3 separate regions of the Homo sapiens genome follow, and regions 2 and 3 are each linked to region 1. A link is a contact called in ENCODE Hi-C or POLR2A ChIA-PET data. All regions are on one chromosome and are shown on one strand. The core of a region is the stretch at or near the end of the contact, and the rest is flanking DNA. Distances in the headings are between cores, read along the strand shown.

The links. A loop is a pair of places that touch in the nucleus more often than their neighbours do. ChIA-PET counts read pairs that join two places held with the same protein, here RNA polymerase II (POLR2A). Pooled maps may share reads with other maps.
Region 2: a loop to region 1 is called in a map of ascending aorta, with 3 times the contacts of the local background. The contact joins the promoter of LINC00924 here to the enhancer-like site in region 1. A Hi-C loop is called at or near these places in 3 of 168 maps with a recorded cell type or tissue (aorta, ascending aorta and esophagus muscularis mucosa) and 4 of 50 pooled maps. POLR2A ChIA-PET finds 5 or more read pairs at or near these places in 1 of 52 experiments (GM12878).
Region 3: a map of chondrocyte shows a loop between it and region 1 (2.6-fold over the local background). The contact joins two enhancer-like sites. A Hi-C loop is called at or near these places in 3 of 168 maps with a recorded cell type or tissue (IMR-90, aorta and chondrocyte) and 3 of 50 pooled maps. POLR2A ChIA-PET finds 5 or more read pairs at or near these places in 1 of 52 experiments (activated T-cell).

The regions. Positions count from the first base shown.
Region 1 is chr15:95,264,834-95,268,712 of GRCh38, forward strand. No RefSeq gene overlaps it. Among named protein-coding and RNA genes, the nearest start is that of LETR1, 60 kb to the right of the region's middle. Within about 2 kb of position 1,723, at least 6 of the 41 ENCODE cell types and tissues checked have a DNase peak (open chromatin) inside an H3K27ac peak, as active enhancers do; they include ascending aorta, where a contact is called at or near this core.
Region 2 is chr15:95,431,095-95,434,973 of GRCh38, forward strand. It overlaps LINC00924 (long intergenic non-protein coding RNA 924), which reads left to right and starts at 1,999. Exons shown (of 6, transcript NR_027133.1): 1 at 1,999-2,085.
Region 3 is chr15:95,392,955-95,396,833 of GRCh38, forward strand. No RefSeq gene overlaps it. Among named protein-coding and RNA genes, the nearest start is that of LINC00924, 38 kb to the right of the region's middle. Within about 2 kb of position 1,882, at least 2 of the 41 ENCODE cell types and tissues checked have a DNase peak (open chromatin) inside an H3K27ac peak, as active enhancers do.

The DNA of each region.
Region 1 (3,879 bases), core at 473-2,972:
ATTCGAAGCTGGTCCTAATACTGTACCTAATTCATTCAAGTGTGCCTGGGCCCAAGCCCAGCCCAGAACAGAGTGCTCCGATGTTTAATGTGTGGTACAGCAAGTAGGGCAGAAGTTGGGAACAGAACACCAACCTTACGTCTTTGTGTTTATTAAGCTGTATCGCATGACGTTCACCTCCCTAAACGGTGTGCTTGGTGTGTCATGGGATACTGTGATGTGTAAAAGAAGGTAGCAGAGGTAGATTCAATCACTCCCACCAACAAAGACTTCTTTCTTAAGCCCTTTGAAAGGGTCTTTGGACACAGTTTCCTTGTGTAACAATCACTAAATCCTATTCTCTCGGAATGGTGATACGCCTTTGCTCCCAGCTACCCTTTGAGTCACTTCTCCTCTTTCACTGTGTGGTAGGTGACCTATTTTACAGGACTTTCACCAAATGTTGCCCCAGTTACCTCCAAATTTAATTCTAACAAGAGCAAGGCCATCTTGTGGGAATCAAAGTACTTATCAGGAAGCCTTGTGCAGGGGTATGCCTGCTTACGAAAGACTGGTAGCTATGTCTGTTTTCACGTCCTCTAAATTAATCCTGTGCTTTAAAAAACTCTTTCATTGAAAATAAAGGCTGTAAAAATAAAATAAAACTGCTGTAACAGGCAAGCCTTGATTTCTGAACAGAGCTTGACAGCCTCTACAAGGTAGGACCACTAGCTTGGAACTTAGTGAAGGCACAGCACAAAAATGCATTAACGTCAGCTCTGACTTCCTGTCACAAGAACTGAAATCACTTTGTGGCCCATATGTGCTGTTTCTGTGGGGTGGCTGAAAGGTGAGGTCATCTACTACCTGTAATTTCTTCATAAAAGCAAATAGTTTTTACCTATTAAAACAAACTAACATCGTTTTTGAGTGGAGAGTTGAGAACATTTGTTGATCAAATCAATATTTGCTTTTATTGATGAGTCACTGTTACAGTTGCTTAGAATTCCAAATCAAAGTTTAAAAACAAAATACCAAATATTCTGCTGTTGATTTGGGAATTAATAAAAATTAACATGAAGACTTTTAGTTCGTTTATATAATAATGACAAAACCCCAAATATATCTCCATCACAACTATTTTATTTTCTTCCCTTGTGTAGAAACTGAACAGGTTTAAGAAACTAACAAGCTCTCCTTGGCCTCTGTCTTGCCTGTGATTGGCATTTGAGGAGCCAGGTGAGCACTCATGGTGAGACAAATCTATCATTTCTCCCGGATAAAGCAACCCAAGTGTAGCTCTATGGATACGTCAGTAGTCCATAAGATTTATGTTCCCTCAAAATATCATCTTAAAGCAAGGGAATTTGTTGTTGATACACCAATAAACTTTCTTCTTATTTCAATTGAATCCGTCACCCTGGGTGTATTGATTTCAGTTTTCTTGCCTCAGCATGTTTTTTCTTTCCTTTTTGAAGTAATCCCCCTTGAAATTTGTAGTAAAAATGGAATCCATCTCGCTCCTTCCTTGGATCCACTGGTCTTGGAACTGAATTCTGCTTGCATGCAGACGTCCCAGGGCGTCAGAATTTGAACTTCTGTTTCTGGGCTGGGAACTGGATCAGTCGTATCCTAAACTAATAAATGATTTGGGGTTTGAGGAATCTTTTCTTTTTCTCTTTAAACTAATCTCAGAACAATACTGAATCGTAAGGTCGTTGTCAACAGCTTGCTCAATTTGTCCTTTTAAAGAACCTTTCCTTCCTGGCTTGGCCAGCTGCAGCCTCTTGACTCGAATGTGCTGTCTTGGATCTGCTCTGGAATTCAGTCTGGCCTCACATCTCAGCTGACTTTATAATTCAAATGTAATTGCTGATGCACATTCAAAAATCTTCAGGAAACTATAAATGCTTATTTTAGCTTATAAAAGTGGTGATATTTATATTTGAAGAATGTTAACATGACTACTAGAAAAATGCAAATTTATCATCCTCTACCATCTAGGACTCTGTTAGCAGGTCTCATCTGGGGATAAAGGTTTGAAGAGAGTTTTGTCTATTTATCTTGGATCTTAAAAAGCACAAAGTGCCAAAACAGGGTGTGCAACATAGTCGGTAAAAATAGGAGTCCGAAGTATGTTTTAATCCAAGACTTAGCGTTGACTAATAAAACAACCATCCTCGTTATTTTCTCCCTCATCCTTAAATAGCTATAAGATCTGACAGTATGTCCCAACCATCATTGGCCTCTAGTGAGAATGAGCTACTATGGGCCACAGCCCACCATCCCTGGGAGTTCACATCACAGATTCTGGAATCATCTTTACAGCTCAGGGATTAGCATCTTGAGTTTGGACTCTGGTTCATGGATGTTGCCTCCTGCCTCTCACCACCCCATATCTTCCTCTTGCCTGCTGCCTGATGTTTGTCTTCATGCACACCTTGTGGTAACCCTTGGGTTGCAGGATTAAGACCAAGTGCCTAAGCATAGACCTCAAGGCTCCTGACTACTCTACCCCTTCCTTGAAGGCACTCTGTGTCTTGGCCACTCAGAGCTACCTAACTTGCCTTGTGTCGATTTTCTCCTCTCACAACTGTAAGTCTTTCCACTGTTACACTTCCAGCTGCTTTAAATTCCCTTCCCCTTTTCTCAACCTGATACAGGATCCATATCCCTTAGTTTCTATAACTAGCTTTAGTTTCTATCACTAACTTAGTTCTATAACTAGCTTTTCACTGCAATAAGCCCTTTCAGTCTATGCGACAGAGAGAGGAGCTGTCCTCTCATTGCTCCCTGGGTCCCTTTACGTAGCTTTCACCACGCTGTGGTTATTGATTTACTCCTCTGTGTTTCCACATCCACCTCCAGGAGGCTGTGATCTTCCTAACCAGAATCCTGTTAGTTTTTGTCTCCCATCCCCTATTGCTCAATAAATGTGGGAGGAAGGAGGACAGAGAGAGGAAGTGGAGAGCCCTGGAGGTCTCACAACTTCTATTTGGAATTAACAGATCCACACAGGGCATCTTGACTCTTCTCATCCCCATGCCCTACACACCATACCTGGCCCCACCCCCACGTCTTCCTGGCTTCTGCATTTTACACACCACTCTGTTGAAGCCATATAGCTGCAGATCTACCTTAGGTCCTGTGTTTTCCCCTCCATGGCCAGGCCCTAGCTCATCGGTCCTCCAGGCCCAGCCCAACATGTATGTGCCACTCCATCATTCCCCAGTCTTGGGTCCTCTCTTCCTGGGCTATGGCCACAAGAACTTCTGGCAATTACTCAAGAAGTCTCTGCACGCACTTCCCACCTCATGACCTCGTATGCACATGGTGGCCACTATGTTCTTCCTCCATGCCTCCCTTAGCTAGATCCTCCTCAGCCACGGGATCTCAGTGTATAAATCACTTCCCCAGAGAATTTTTTTTTTTTTACTTCTCTGTCTGAAGCATTGACCTCCTTCTATCTCTCCTTGTTAATTCTATAGCAGCCCTTTTGTGGACTTCTTGGCAGACCACAATTTTATATCAATACTCTGGAGGGTTTTTTTTGTTTGTTTTTTTTTTTTTTGTTTGTTTGTTGTTTTCAGAGTCTCACTCTGTTGCCCAGGCTGGAGTGCAGTGGTGTGATCTCAGCTCACTGCAGCCTTCCACCTCCCAGGCTCAAGTGAATCTCTCGCCTGAGCCTCCCACGTAGCTGGGACTACAGGTGCATGCCACCACATCTGGCTAATTTTTAAAATCTTTCTGTCTCACTGTGTCACCCAGTCTGGTCTCTGCAGTCTCTGCAATTGCCTCAAGCAATCCTCCTGCCTTCCAAAGTGCTGGGATTACAGGCATGAGCCACTGCGCCTGGCTGTGAGATGCCACTTTTTAAATTGCCATGATCGAGCTATCTGA
Region 2 (3,879 bases), core at 749-3,248, 170 kb after region 1:
TACAATTATATAAGCATTATTTGAGAAATGTAAAGCATCATTTGTGTAGAAAGAGTACCTAAAGAAAAATTATATAGAAATGCTGAGTAAAAATTATTTATCACAACACAGGGGGCAGCATGCAGAGAAAATGGCTTCAGTCAACCCACAGGCGAGGTTACGGCCTAGGATGGGCACTGTGGCAAGGTTTCTGACAGAATTTATTATCCAGGCTTCTGCTGATTACTTTTCATGTCCTGAATACAAGTCTTTTTAAACCACCTTAAGGTGGAGTGGTCTCAGATCTCGGCTCTGACCCTGCAGATTCACCAGACTCTGTTTCTGCTCATCCCCTCCTGTAGTCCCGTTTCCCCAGCTCTGTTTGGTCCCCATAGAGGCTGCCTTATGTCACCATTCCCTCACCTCTATCTCTCTCCCTTTGGATCTCCAGGTCAACAAGAGCCAAGAGAAAAATAATTCATAAGTAACTTAAAGAAGCCAACTGTCTTAATTAATTTGGCTTACAGTGTCTTCTTCTGAAGAAGGTTAAAGAACTTTAATTAGGGTTTTGCAAATCAATCTCCCAAAATTAATTCACCTCACTTAAAATAAATAAAAGTCATATTTGTTGTGTTTGTCTTCCGATTATATTGTGCAATAATGCATAAGGACAATTATTCATAATTGTGTCTCCAGCACCTCACACAAGTCATGGCTAAATACTGGCTAAATTAACCAGGAGAAAAAGGAGAAGGCAAGAACTTTTTGATAAATCAATTATAAATTAACAACTTGGACTTAAAATTGCTTTAGTCTGAATTCTAGAGCAAATAAATCATGTATTTTAATTCAAAACATTTCCTGATGGTTTTGGAAGCCTATCACTCAACTTTTCACAAACCTTTTCCGATCTTGGTTGAATCTCTCAGTGAGTTGTCTTGGCTCATATGGGAATTATCCTGTGCTCTTTAAATACAAATCTGCAGGAATTATGTGGACTGAATACTAACTGGTATTCTGGGATGCCAAAATACATTTGTCTCTAGAAATTTTCTCCTTAGGGGCTGCCAGATGTTTTCTTCCTCTACAGGAATTTATTTTCATCCATAGACCCTGTCAGAGGGGGTAACTTAGTCATCCATGTGTGTTCTCGGAAACACAAAGCCCAATTCAAACTGGTTAAATGATCACAGAAATGTCTAGAAGTGGGTAGGCTTCAAAGTTAGCCAGACTGAATTCTCCAATGATGTTATTAAGCACTTAGTTTTCCTCTTACCTTTCTGCTCAGATTTCTGTAGAATCAGCTCTATCCATGATTTCAAAATGGCAGTCAGCAACTCTGGAAGAAACATACTTTTTCTTTTACCCTGAGAAAAAGGCAGAGAGAATACTGCATTTGAATTGATTCAAAAGCAAGAGAGAGGTTAAGAAGTGAAAGAGTATGAGTAAATCTTTTGAGGAGTTTGCTGTAATGGGAAAAGAGAAACCCAGTGGTAATTGCAGGAAGATATGAGGCCAAGGAGAAATAAAAGAGGGAGTTAGATATTACAATTATGATGATAATGATAATAATTTTTCCAGTGGGTTGGGAAAGAAATAAAAACGTGTTTGAGCATGATTTCCTATCTATTCACTATTAGTGTCTCTTTTTCTGTGAACTACCTGTTCTTTGCCTATTTTAGTTAGTTGTCTTCATTCACTCTTGATACTAAATATTTTTTATACATATTATCATTTTTTTCCAAAATTGTCACTTGTTTTTAGTTGGTATTTTTCTGAAGAAAAAGTTGAAGGATGAAATCAAATGGTTATTCTCACAGAGGATTTAAACCTCGTCTAAACCCAATAAAATTTTTAAAAATATTCTAATGCTAAAATTTAGGATTGCAACATGTAGTGCAAAATACCATTCTAATAATATCTTATGTCTTGGAACACTTAAAAATAGCTACGATTTGTCAAGGTTATAACTAGTGCCAGGCATTGTGCTTAAAAGCTGTATGCATTATCTTATTTAATTCTTACAGTCCTGTGAATGAAACATTGTGACCTCAAGTTTACAGATGAAGACAATAAACTTCAGAGAGTTCAAGTATATCACTCAAGGTTAGTCATTAATAACTAGGAATAATGAATAATCATGAATAATCTTGAACTATCCTTCTTCCTATGCCTGTACTTGCCATTCAGTTCATTCCATTTGTTCTTGCCATGTAAGGATTTGTTCAGTTTCTTCTACTGATTACTGTGTTTCTTTTTCCCCTTCCTTTCTTCCTCCTTCATTTTTTTTTCTATAAATCTTGGTTTAAATAAAGTCAGTTTTTGTAGTTAGCATCTGAGAGAGGAAAAGTCAAAAGAAAAGTGTTGGCACATGACATTGTAAACTCAGTCCAGATTTGAACCCTGGTCTAATTCCAGACCACTACTCTAAACCCTTGAAGTGTGACTTCCAAAATCAATGATCATTAGAGTTTAATCTGACCTTGGAAGTCTTCCACTGTTACTTCCTTAAGAAGCAGTATAGGATGGTTATTAAAAGTTTGGAGTTCAATCCTGTCTGTGTCATTTATTAGCGATTTTCTTGGCTTTATAGTTTATATCCATAAGATACAAAGAATATAATCAACCTCAAAGGATGACTGATTATTGGGATAGATGAGATGGTACAGATAGCAGTGCCTGGCATTTAGTAAGTACTCAGCAATTACCAGCTGTTATTTTTTTCTTCCCAGCTGATACCCAGATCTCTTTGTCTGTGGGTCTAAGTGATTACCTACAGTTAAGATAAGTATTTCCTGTTAAAGGGAATGCATTGTCTGCTATAATGGTCCATTTTATCTTTGGAAAGTTCCAGTTATTTGAACCTTCTTCCAAACAGACAGCTAAAAGTTGCCCTTCTCAAAATAATTGTTAACAATCCTTTTTAGGATGGCATACAACAGACAACCAACATTTTGAAGATTATTATTATATTTATTTAAGTTGTCTTCTAACCAAGAAAAAAATTTACAATGGTTATCTTCTGTGTGCCCAAGCTCATCAATGACCCCCAAAGTTCTGAATAGAACCCTCTTCTACAAGTGAGACTGGAAGAGCCCACAGATAGGCAGGATTATACTCCTCCTTCCTCTGGGTCATCTTTATTTGGCCAAGTCCCTTTTGCTTACTTATATAGTTATCCAGCTGACACATACACTACTTAGAAGTCAAATCATGCTATTTTTGTGCAACTGAGGTTTTGAACCCAGATGTAGAATTTATATTTGGCCAACAAACTCAGGCATCTGTAGTAAGTGACTATTTCCAAGATGTTATAATTTCCCTATTCTTACAATACAATTAATTCCTCAAAAATAATCAGAAATAAGTTTATGAACTGGCATTTCATAATTGAGACAATAAAAGTATTTCTTAATAGCTTTTTGAAAAGGATTTTAATTCCAACTATTTCTTTAAGGATCATCAATGTTCAGATACTACATATAAAAAGATATCATCATTTGATTATATCTACACACTCAAGTTTCAGAAAACAGCTTGATTTTACTTCTTATTTCTTCCTATTAGGCCAATGAGTAATCTTGGACTATCCTTCTTCCTATGCCTGTGCTTGCCATTCAATTCATTCCATTTGGTATTGCCATGTAAGGATTTGCTCAATTTCTTCTTTTGATTACTATCTTTTCACTTTTCCCCCTTCCTTCCTTCCTTCCTTCCTTCCTTCCTTCCTTCCTCCTTCCCTCCTTCCCTCCCCCCTTCCTTCCATCCATCCTTCCTTTCCTTCCTTCTTTTTCTTCTTCCTTCATTTTTTTCTCTAAATCTTTGTTTAAGTAAAGTCAGTTTTTATAGTTATATGGGACAATAAGCATCTGAGAGAGGAAAACTCAAAGAAAGGTGCCG
Region 3 (3,879 bases), core at 632-3,131, 130 kb after region 1:
AAACATCCAGTGCAATAATTCTCTTTTTAACTGTGTTTAATCTGCTGCTAAACCAATCAATTGAATGCTAATGCAACTCCTAACTTTTGTCTTCTTAAATTATTTTCAGCTCTTTATTTAAATTTTCCTCTATTTCTTTTATCTCCTTGAACATAGTAAATGTAGTTATTTTTAAACTATATGCTTCATAATGCCAATACCTAAAACATCTACAAGATTGTTTTTATTGCCAGTCATTTTGTGGTTTTTGAAAATCATACTGTAGTGTCTCATTATGTGCCAGTTCATTTTATATTGTGTATTGGACATTTGATCAAGTTCTAGGTTCTTGACCCCAATTTAGCCATTTGAAGAGTCCCCTGTCCTTGGACATAACAATTAATTATTCAAGGATGGTACATGAAGCAATTAGGACTAAACAGAATCTTTTCCAAATTTTTGTTTGTTTGTTTGTTTGTTTTTCCCCCAAGTGCATTAAAAAAGACTTTTATTTTTTCTAGTATGGTTGTTTGGTAGACTGGAATTTGCATCAGGTTTCTTAAAGCTATCTTGTCAACACATCAAGATGTTCTTTCTGAGAAAGCAAGCAAGCATAATTAATCAAAGTCAATAAACAGAGTAATAAAGTCATGATTATATCCTGTTAAATGAGCTTGAGAACTATATCTGTATTAGCCATTCCCACTCCCCATTTGCACAACTCAAGAAATTCCGTTTTTAAATTTAGATTATTTAAATGGGTTTTTTATCACAGTCATTTAAAGAAATACGAATTTGTTGAATCAAGTCAGGTACAAGGGAAATTAGATGATTGTAAAAGAGCTGAAGTAGTTTGTCTGGAGGCAGGAAGACAAAATAGAGGACTATTAATAAATAGCAAAGTTCTAATCTAACAACAATAGAAATGAAGGGAAATATAGGTTATGGATTTGAAAAAATATATTAGGAGAAACAGGTAATATGTTGTGTGTGGAAGCTTCCTAGTGATATTTATCTATTACGGCATCTCTGCAAGTTAAGGATGACACAATTTTCATGACTTTTATGTACTTTCTTAGTATCAGACTGTTACATAGCAAATACTGGTATGTTAACTCAAAATAATTAATTCTGGATAGATCATGTGTTAGCAATTTTACTTTTACTTCTTGTACATTGCTTTATCTGTATGATGAAATATGTGCATTGCTCCCTAAACAGAGAAACTTTCAACGTTCATCTCAGTGGATGTGACAACTTCATTTATCTTAATCTTTGCAAGCAATGGTATAAATATAATTTGCATTGTTCTACAGAAACTATTTCAGTTAAAAAAATAGGCAATCAGCTGCCTTCCTCTCTAGCTTAAGGTACGTGTGACCAGGGAGACCTTTCCAAAAGAAGGTTATAAAAGTACTTAGATAATAGATAAGGCTATCCTGCCCAAACTGGAATACATGCAAGGGGGAGATGAAAGACATCTTGCCAGAGCCTAATGTTTCTAGATAAACATTGCTGGTTGTGGATGATTTTAAAACACGTATCTGCTTTCCTGCGTTTCTTCTATTCACTATTATTGTTGAATCCAACTCTAAAATTGGCATCTGTGGCAGAGGAGCACCTTGTTCTCCATGAAGGGTTATCAAGGCCATAATATGCAGTTTTCCTTTTTCCAGAGTCTTAATTGTACTAGTAATCTCACACTTTACTTTGAATTGTGAGAAATCGGAAAAAAAAGAGCAACAAGAAGAGTGAGTTCGGTTGTGAAACATGGAATTGTTAGTCATAACTGCAACATTTCTCATCGGAAAATCTCTTTCCCAGCTATGGGAAAAATAAAGATTGCTTAGAAAAATTAGAAGGAATGAGACCCTTCTCTCTCATTCTCTCACATTTTTGTAGAGTAAAAGAGGCAAAGAACTCCCATGTCAGAATGAATCATCCGACTGGAATTCACACATAGCATATGATGAGGGGGCTACAGGCTACAAAATGCCAGATGCAAATGTTGAAGTTATAGCACGTTTCTGAAATGGCAACTTGAAGTCAGCCCCTTCACACTCACTCTTTCCAAACCCTGGTTTGTGTCTTGTCACCTATACTATAAACAAAGCAGTAGTATTCATAGAGAAAAATAGGGAGATGTGGAGACAAAGCCAGGGAACTGATTAAGAAAGAAAAGACAGAGAAATCCTGTGTGTTTGCAGCCAAGAATGAAAACCTTACAATTACGCACACTGAGATGTGGGAAGATTCCTCAAATCTTGTTAAAAAGAGTTAAGTCAAACATATTTCTATCAACACTGATTCTGAGACAGTTCCAAAGTCGTATGGTTGATTCTGCTGTGTTTCATCAATGATTGTGCTATATAGGCTGGAGGGAAAATTTGAAAGTTACATCTGGCAAGAATACAGCAAATCCCCAGGAGGTTTATATTAAGGTACCATTCAACTGGCAGGTGTCTTCACATTTGCATTGAGCAATACTTAACTGCAAGTGTTTTATGCTAAGAGAACATGCATGTAGATTCCAATACATGTTATAAATTGTATACTGCTTGGCAATTTCTTTCATTTTAGACATATTTTTTCTTATTAAAAATGTGATAAATATATAGGACAGAAAATTTGTAAAATGTAAATGCATACATACACTCACACAGAAAAATATGAAAGTCACCATAATGGTACTATCCATTGTTATATTATTTTTATTTTTATTTGTTTATATTTTTTGAGATGGAGTCTTGCTCTGTCACCCAGGCTGGAGTGCAGTGGCAGGATATTGGCTCATTGCAACTTCTGCCTCCCGTGTTCAAGTGATTCTCCTGCCTCAGCCTCCCGAGTAGCTGTGATTACAGGCGCCCACCACAATGCCCAGATAATTTTTGTATTTTTAGTAGAGGTAGGGTTTCACCATGTTGGTCAGGCTGGTCTCAAACTCCTGACCTCGGGTGATTCATTCACCTCGGCCTCCCAAAGTGCTGGGATTACAGGCATGAGCCACCGTGCCTGGCCCCATTGTTATATTTTGAAGAAATCAATCTATTAGTGATTTTTTTTTTTACCAAATTGGATTCATTATTGCAATATCCAAACTCAAGGTGTTTTAAAATATAATTGGGAGAAAGGTTGCCAAATGGAAAAATAAATGTGAATATACCTCTAAGAAGAGAGGGAAAGGAAGATATGTTTTCAACAGAAGCTATTTGTAAAATGGGGAAAAATTAATGAAAAGATTATAAGATAGCAGAAAGACGTTTGACATGATATGGTTAGCTTGTTTAATTCTTCATGAGAGTTTTAATAAATTTGTCTTCCCTTTATTTGAACTTACTTTTATTTTACATATTTAAAGCTTTTTTAGTTAAACTCAGTATTTAAAAGCCCCTAATTGGAACCTGCATTGCGGGTAGGAAAAAAAGGGATTTGAAAGATAGCATGAATCAACAATAGCAAGTAGTTGAGTTTGACTGAACAATGGGGCAGTGGTAGGAGTTTAAGCTGGAAAGGAGAGAACAGTGTATAATTAAAGGAGGGGCTTGAAAACCATGCTGAAAGTATAGTCAATACATACAAGCTGTTGAAGGTATGACACAAATGTGTTTGTTTTTTAAAGACATACTCGGAGTGTCAAGTGAATAGTGTACTAGAAGGTTGCAGCTAGTCACAGGGAGATTTGTTGCAATAGTCCAGACCCCGCTTCTCCAATGTACACAACACACATGTCTCAAAAATGTGGACCTGCTTTACAGCATCTATAGGGATGCAAGGTAGGAGACAGATAAGGAGGGAAATTCAATATTAAAATGAACATGGCTTGGTAACTGTTGAAAGATGGAGAGAAAGGAGAGGAAAAAGTCTTGGCAGACAATCACGTTCTGCCTTCATCCTGGCAAA